Regions from separate parts of the Homo sapiens genome. Here region 2 is linked to region 1. Evidence: chromatin contacts called from ENCODE Hi-C or POLR2A ChIA-PET data. All regions are on one chromosome and are shown on one strand. Each heading gives the region's core, a stretch centred on a gene start or an enhancer-like site at or near the end of the contact. The rest is flanking DNA. Distances are from core to core; before and after follow the strand shown.

Region 1 (2,684 bases), core at 118-2,617:
GCACTTTGCCAATTGTGACAAGCTGTTGTGAACACTCATGTACTTCTTCCTCACAGCACTCCTGCCTGGCAGGTGAGCAGGACAATCCTAGTATTTCTCCTCCCCAAGGTCACCCAGCCTAGAGGGTCCAGTCCAGGGCTGTTGGCAGCACCAAGTACGAGGTCCCGAAGCTGCTGCTGGTGGCTGTCCCAGAGGAGAAGCAGCATACGTTGAGTGCCTTCAGTGTGCTAGGTCACAGCTGAAACCCTGTACCTCTGTTCTCTCTCTGAATCTGCCCAACACTGTGAGGCATTATAACCCTCCCCCACTCACTACCGCCCCTGCCTTTTTTGTCCCCCCGGGAGAAAAAAGGGAGCCTCTTGCCCAGGGCCACAGAGAATGTAGTGAAACAAGATTTGAGCCTCAGTCAGTCTGATAGCAAAGCTCATGTTCTTTGCTCTGCAGACATCAGAGTGTTGAGAGATGCTGGTGAAAGCTCCCACCTCATAGGTACTTTTTGATTTTTACTGTTTTCTGTACAGTGGTAATGGATTTGAGTGTCTGGAGTTCAAAACTCATTTCAGGGTTGAATAGGAGTTTGTTAAAGGTTTACATGCGTATGTTCTTGGTGTGCAGGGAGAAAGTTGATAATCTTACCTGCTGTCCCAGTTCACTTACCAAATCTGCCAGCTAGTAACTGTTGACTTACCTCCTCCACAAAATCAGGAGTATCCCGAGGACAGTCCTGTTGAACTTGTTCTCTGGTGACACTGAGCATTATTCCTAGAGTAGAGGCATCAGTTAGTGTCAGTGGATTAAAAATTAAAAGTTATCTCTGAGTGATCACTCAGGAAATAGCTATCTACTATATTTCTTTTTTGAGTTGGAGTCTCGCTTTGTCACCCAGGCTGGGGTGCAGTGGCGTGATCTCGGCTCACTGCAACCTCTGCCTCCCAGGTTCAAGCGATTCTCCTGCGTCAGCCTCCCGAGTAGCTGGGATTACAGGTGCATGCCACCACGCCCGGCTATTTTTTGTATTTTTAGTATAGACAGGGTTTCACCGTGATGGCCAGGCTGCTCTCGAACTCCTGACCTCAAGTGATCCGCCCGCCTTGGCCTCCCAAAGTACTGGGATTGTAGGCATGAGCCACCACACCCGGCCTATCTGATGTATTTCTTAGCTAAATACCTCATCAGTGGAATGAGAAGCTCATGAGAAGCTGTACTTTATTTTTCTTTCAATCCTCTATACGCTGTAGTTAACGTATTTCAATGAAAAACATATAGGAGATGGCTTTTGCTGCAAGGCAAAAACCTGCTGAGCAGACGTTATACCCAAGTGCAAGAGTAAGACTACCAAAAAGGTGACAGACTTTACACAAGGCGGCTGGTTGAAAGAGCGACACAGGTGCCCACTCCACTCTAGGCCTTGCTCAGGCGCTGTTTCCGCTCCCTGTCACACTGGAAATAGGACCGCCAAGTGGTCTAAACGTGGGATAAATCATTTCTCTCACTCACATCTTGGAAAGACGCTGGCTAAAATGCATGGGGGAAACCAGTACTCCCACAGCAGGTAGAAGTCTGGCTTTATTTGAGGCCCTTGAATTACACATAAATCAAAAACTCTTCTAGTTTAAAAAAGAAAAAAGACTAAAGAGATATAACAGGTACCGTGAGTGAATCTAGATCAGATCCTTGTTCTAAAAAGTGTGAAATCAAACCTATTAGAGACATTTTGAAGGCAGCTGGAGAAAGTGGAGTGCAGAATGATGTTGGATGTGTGGAATTACTGCGAACTTTCTAGGTGTAAAAAGGTGTCCAACTTTTGTAAGGGACTTTTCTTATTCTTAGGGAATGCAGAATGAAGTATTAATAAGTGAAGGATCGTGATCTCTGCAACTTTAAATGGTAAAGAGAAAAGTGGGTAAAAAGCAAATATGTCAAAGCATGAACAGTTGTTGAATCTAGCTGAGGGGATATACAATATACAATTATTCATTGAAATTCTATGGAGATTTTAACTTTTTCATAATGTTTGAGAGAAATAAATATATATATTTATTTATATATATATTATATATATATTATATAAATATATATATAATATATATATTTATATAATATATATAATATAAAAATATTATATATGTATATATATTTTTTTTTTTTGAGATGGAGTCTTGCTCTGTTGCCAGGCTGGAGTGCAGTGGAGCAATCTCAGCTCACTGCAGCCTCCGCCTCCTGGGTTCAAGCAATTCCACTGCCTCAGCCTCTCAAGTAGCTGGGACTACAGGCACCCACCGCCACAACCAGCTAATATTTTGTATTTTAATAGAGATAGGGTTTCACCATGTTGACCAGGATTGTCTCGATCTCCTGACCTCGTGTTCCACCCGCCTCGGCCTCCCAAAGTGCTGGGATTACAGGCGTGAGCCACTGCCCCAGGATGAGAAATATATTTTTAAAAAATAAGGCTGTTTCGCTCTCTTATCATTTCAATATTCTCTGGTGAAGGAAATATCTTTAAAAAGGGTCTGCTTTGGAAAAAATGTACAAAGAAAATGTAATAACTTAGCTACTGTTTCCTAAGCCATGAGCAGTGGCCTTTCATATTTGAGTCTTTGCCAGCCAGTGTTGGTCCTCTGGTTGTAACTCACAGTAGCTGCACAGACGGCCACACCATCTGACAAAACAGCGTTTTTGGG
Region 2 (2,684 bases), core at 60-2,559, 200 kb after region 1:
CATATCTGCCAGATTGCTCTCAAGATGGTTGGACCAGCTACGCCTCCACCAGCAGCACCCGCTTCCCTGTATTCTGCAACATTTAAAAAATAGTCATTAACAAAAATGTCTTTGCCCATTTGGTGAGAAATGACTCTCGTTGCTATTTGCATTTCTCTGTTGAGCCTCCCATGGAGCCGCTGGCTGCGGGGGATGAGTGGGAGCCGCCAACTGCCCTGCTGTGTCTCCCTCGCTCTTCATGCTTTGGGACAGCTTTCTTGTCATAGGTGGCAGATGCTTTTTCCCAGTATTTAATTTGCTTTTAAGTATTTTCAGAAGGATTTTTTGTAGTTTCATTGTTTAAATATTTAAATCGTTAAATATAATGTATTTCAGCATAAAGTGAGCAGCTTGAATCTAACTTTGTTCTGGACAGTTATTTATCCAATTGTTCCAACATTGTTTACTCATTTGGAGACGGAGTCTCACTCTGTCGCCAAGGCTGGAATGCAGTGGCGCAGTCTCGGCTCACTGCAACCTCCGCCTCCTGGGTTCAAGCGATTCTTCTGCCTCAGCCTCCCTAGTAGCTGGGACTACAGGCACCCACCACCATGTCCAGCTATCTTCTTAAATATTTCAGGGTCTAGGTTCTTTAATGTAAACATGTTTTGCCACATTTTACCTTTTGACCACTTCTCTGTGTCTTAAGATATTTACGTGTACCTTCCATTTTTCTCATTGCCATAGGAGAGATTCACCCAGGATACACAACCTCACTATATCTATTCACCCCGTGAAATGACTAGGTGGGTGAGAGGCATCTTTGAAGCGCTGAGACCTCTGGAGACCCTGCCTGTTGAAGGCCTCATTCGGATTTGGGCACATGAAGCTCTGCGTCTCTTCCAAGATAGGTAAGGGAAGCCGAGGATCCAGTTGGTCCCATTCTCCCCTGCTCTGAGTTCTTACAGCTGTCGAAGCTGGGGTCTTTGCAGGGGTGGTCTGCCTAAGTTAGAGCCAGGTGGTGCCAGTGGTGGAAGGAGCAGAGTCAGCCAGGGCAGCCTCCCGTCTGGACACTGGTCACAGTTGCCCCAGGGTAACAAAGTCACAGTGCGCTGAATGCACCGGCTGGCCCACCACTGTCTGCTTACACAAGGCACTTTCATAAACCTTGTGGCTGTGAACAGGGTACTTTTTTTTTTAAAGATACATCATAGAAGTCAAAAAACGGGGCACTTTAATAAACCTTTTAAACTGTCAGGTGGGACCACAAAAGGTAGCAGCTGCCTGTGATAACCTTACCAGAGCACGGGTTCACTGCTGAGTTAAAAGGTCTCCCAACAACTGCCCAGTGTGCGTGTTCCGTAACCACCACCCCTCTTCCTGTTTCTCAGTCTGTGTTCTCATCAAAGGCTTTGCAGCTGCAGCTCTGGGGCACTGGTTTTCTCTTTTACCTGTTGCCCACTTGGATCAATTCTTGTCTTGTAAGTTTTGAGTTTTTCTAGTTAAGTGACCAATACTTAAGGGAAAAAATTGCTAACGGATGACTGATCGGCATCAACTGTGGAAGGTTTTGTGGTTTGAATTGCAGTAAGATGACTTGGCAGATGGTTCCCTCCAGACTAAGAAATGCTTAAGTGTTTGGCAGCTGTGCCTCTGGACCAGGTGTCATCCTGCAGTTTTTCCTGTCATTACTGTACAAGGAGTCTCAGAATACTGCCTAGTTGTAATCACTGGGTTTCCAACCCGAGTCCTTGGCATTCTTGGGCAACACCGGGTACATTACTGACAGCCACTGTAAGAGATGAGCAGGCAAGGCAGAGTGCAGAGTATGTTGGCTGTGGCAGCCCTGTTTTTATTTCTTATTGGAGTTCTGCTGCTTTTTAAACAGTCTTTTGTTATTGTTGCTATGTCAGCTACCTTCACTCTCCCCTTTTCAATTAAAAAAAAATTGGCTGGGCATAGTGGTTCACATCTATAATCCCAGCACTTTGGAAGGTCGAGGCAGGAGGATCATTGAGCCCAGGAGTTCAAGGCCAGCCTGACCAACATAGTGAGACCCCCATCTCTACAAAAAATAAAAAATTAGCCAGGTGTGGTGACGTGTACCTGTAGTCCCAGCTACTTGGGAGGCTGAGACAGGAAGATCGATTGAGCCTGGGAGGCTGCAGCTACAGTGAGCCATGATCGTGCCACTGCATTCCAGCCTGAGTGACAGAGCAAGACCCTGTCTCCCACAATATAGTTTTCACAGATTTCTAGTACCACAGAGAATTTTGTTTAAATTCAAATGTCGCAACAGCAGTTGTGCTTACAAATTCAGATTGGCTTCAGTAAGTATATACCTGCCTTCACTAGACCCTCACCTGGTAGCCTGCATAGGAGATCTTACAGTCAGCTTCTCAAAAGGTCCTCACACAGCAGCGCAGTCACAGTCTCGCCTGCTTGCCTTGTAGTAAGTCTTACACCTCTAAAACTACACACATCACAGTTCCCATTTCTTTTTTCTTTTTCTTTTTTTTTTTTTTTTTTTTGAGACAAGAGTCTCGCTTTGTCACCCAGGCTAGAGTGCAATGGCATGATCTCAGCTCACTGCAATCTCCGTCTCCTGGGTTCAAAGCAATTCTTGTGCCCCAGCCCCCAGAGTAGCTGGGATTACAGACATGTGCCACCACGCCTGGCTGATTTTTATATTTTTAGTAGAGACA

What was found. A loop is a pair of places that touch in the nucleus more often than their neighbours do. ChIA-PET counts read pairs that join two places held with the same protein, here RNA polymerase II (POLR2A). Pooled maps may share reads with other maps.
Region 2: a pooled map shows a loop between it and region 1 (5-fold over the local background). The contact joins two enhancer-like sites. A Hi-C loop is called at or near these places in 6 of 50 pooled maps. POLR2A ChIA-PET finds 5 or more read pairs at or near these places in 3 of 52 experiments (Panc1, activated T-cell and activated naive CD4-positive, alpha-beta T cell).

What each region holds. Positions count from the first base shown.
Region 1 is chr14:101,814,829-101,817,512 of GRCh38, forward strand. All of the region lies in intron 3 of PPP2R5C (protein phosphatase 2 regulatory subunit B'gamma), which reads left to right. Among named protein-coding and RNA genes, the nearest start is that of PPP2R5C, 54 kb to the left of the region's middle. Within about 2 kb of position 1,368, at least 4 of the 41 ENCODE cell types and tissues checked have a DNase peak (open chromatin) inside an H3K27ac peak, as active enhancers do.
Region 2 is chr14:102,019,167-102,021,850 of GRCh38, forward strand. DYNC1H1 (dynein cytoplasmic 1 heavy chain 1) reads left to right here. Exons shown (of 78, transcript NM_001376.5): 42 at 727-890. Among named protein-coding and RNA genes, the nearest start is that of DYNC1H1, 56 kb to the left of the region's middle. Within about 2 kb of position 1,310, at least 3 of the 41 ENCODE cell types and tissues checked have a DNase peak (open chromatin) inside an H3K27ac peak, as active enhancers do.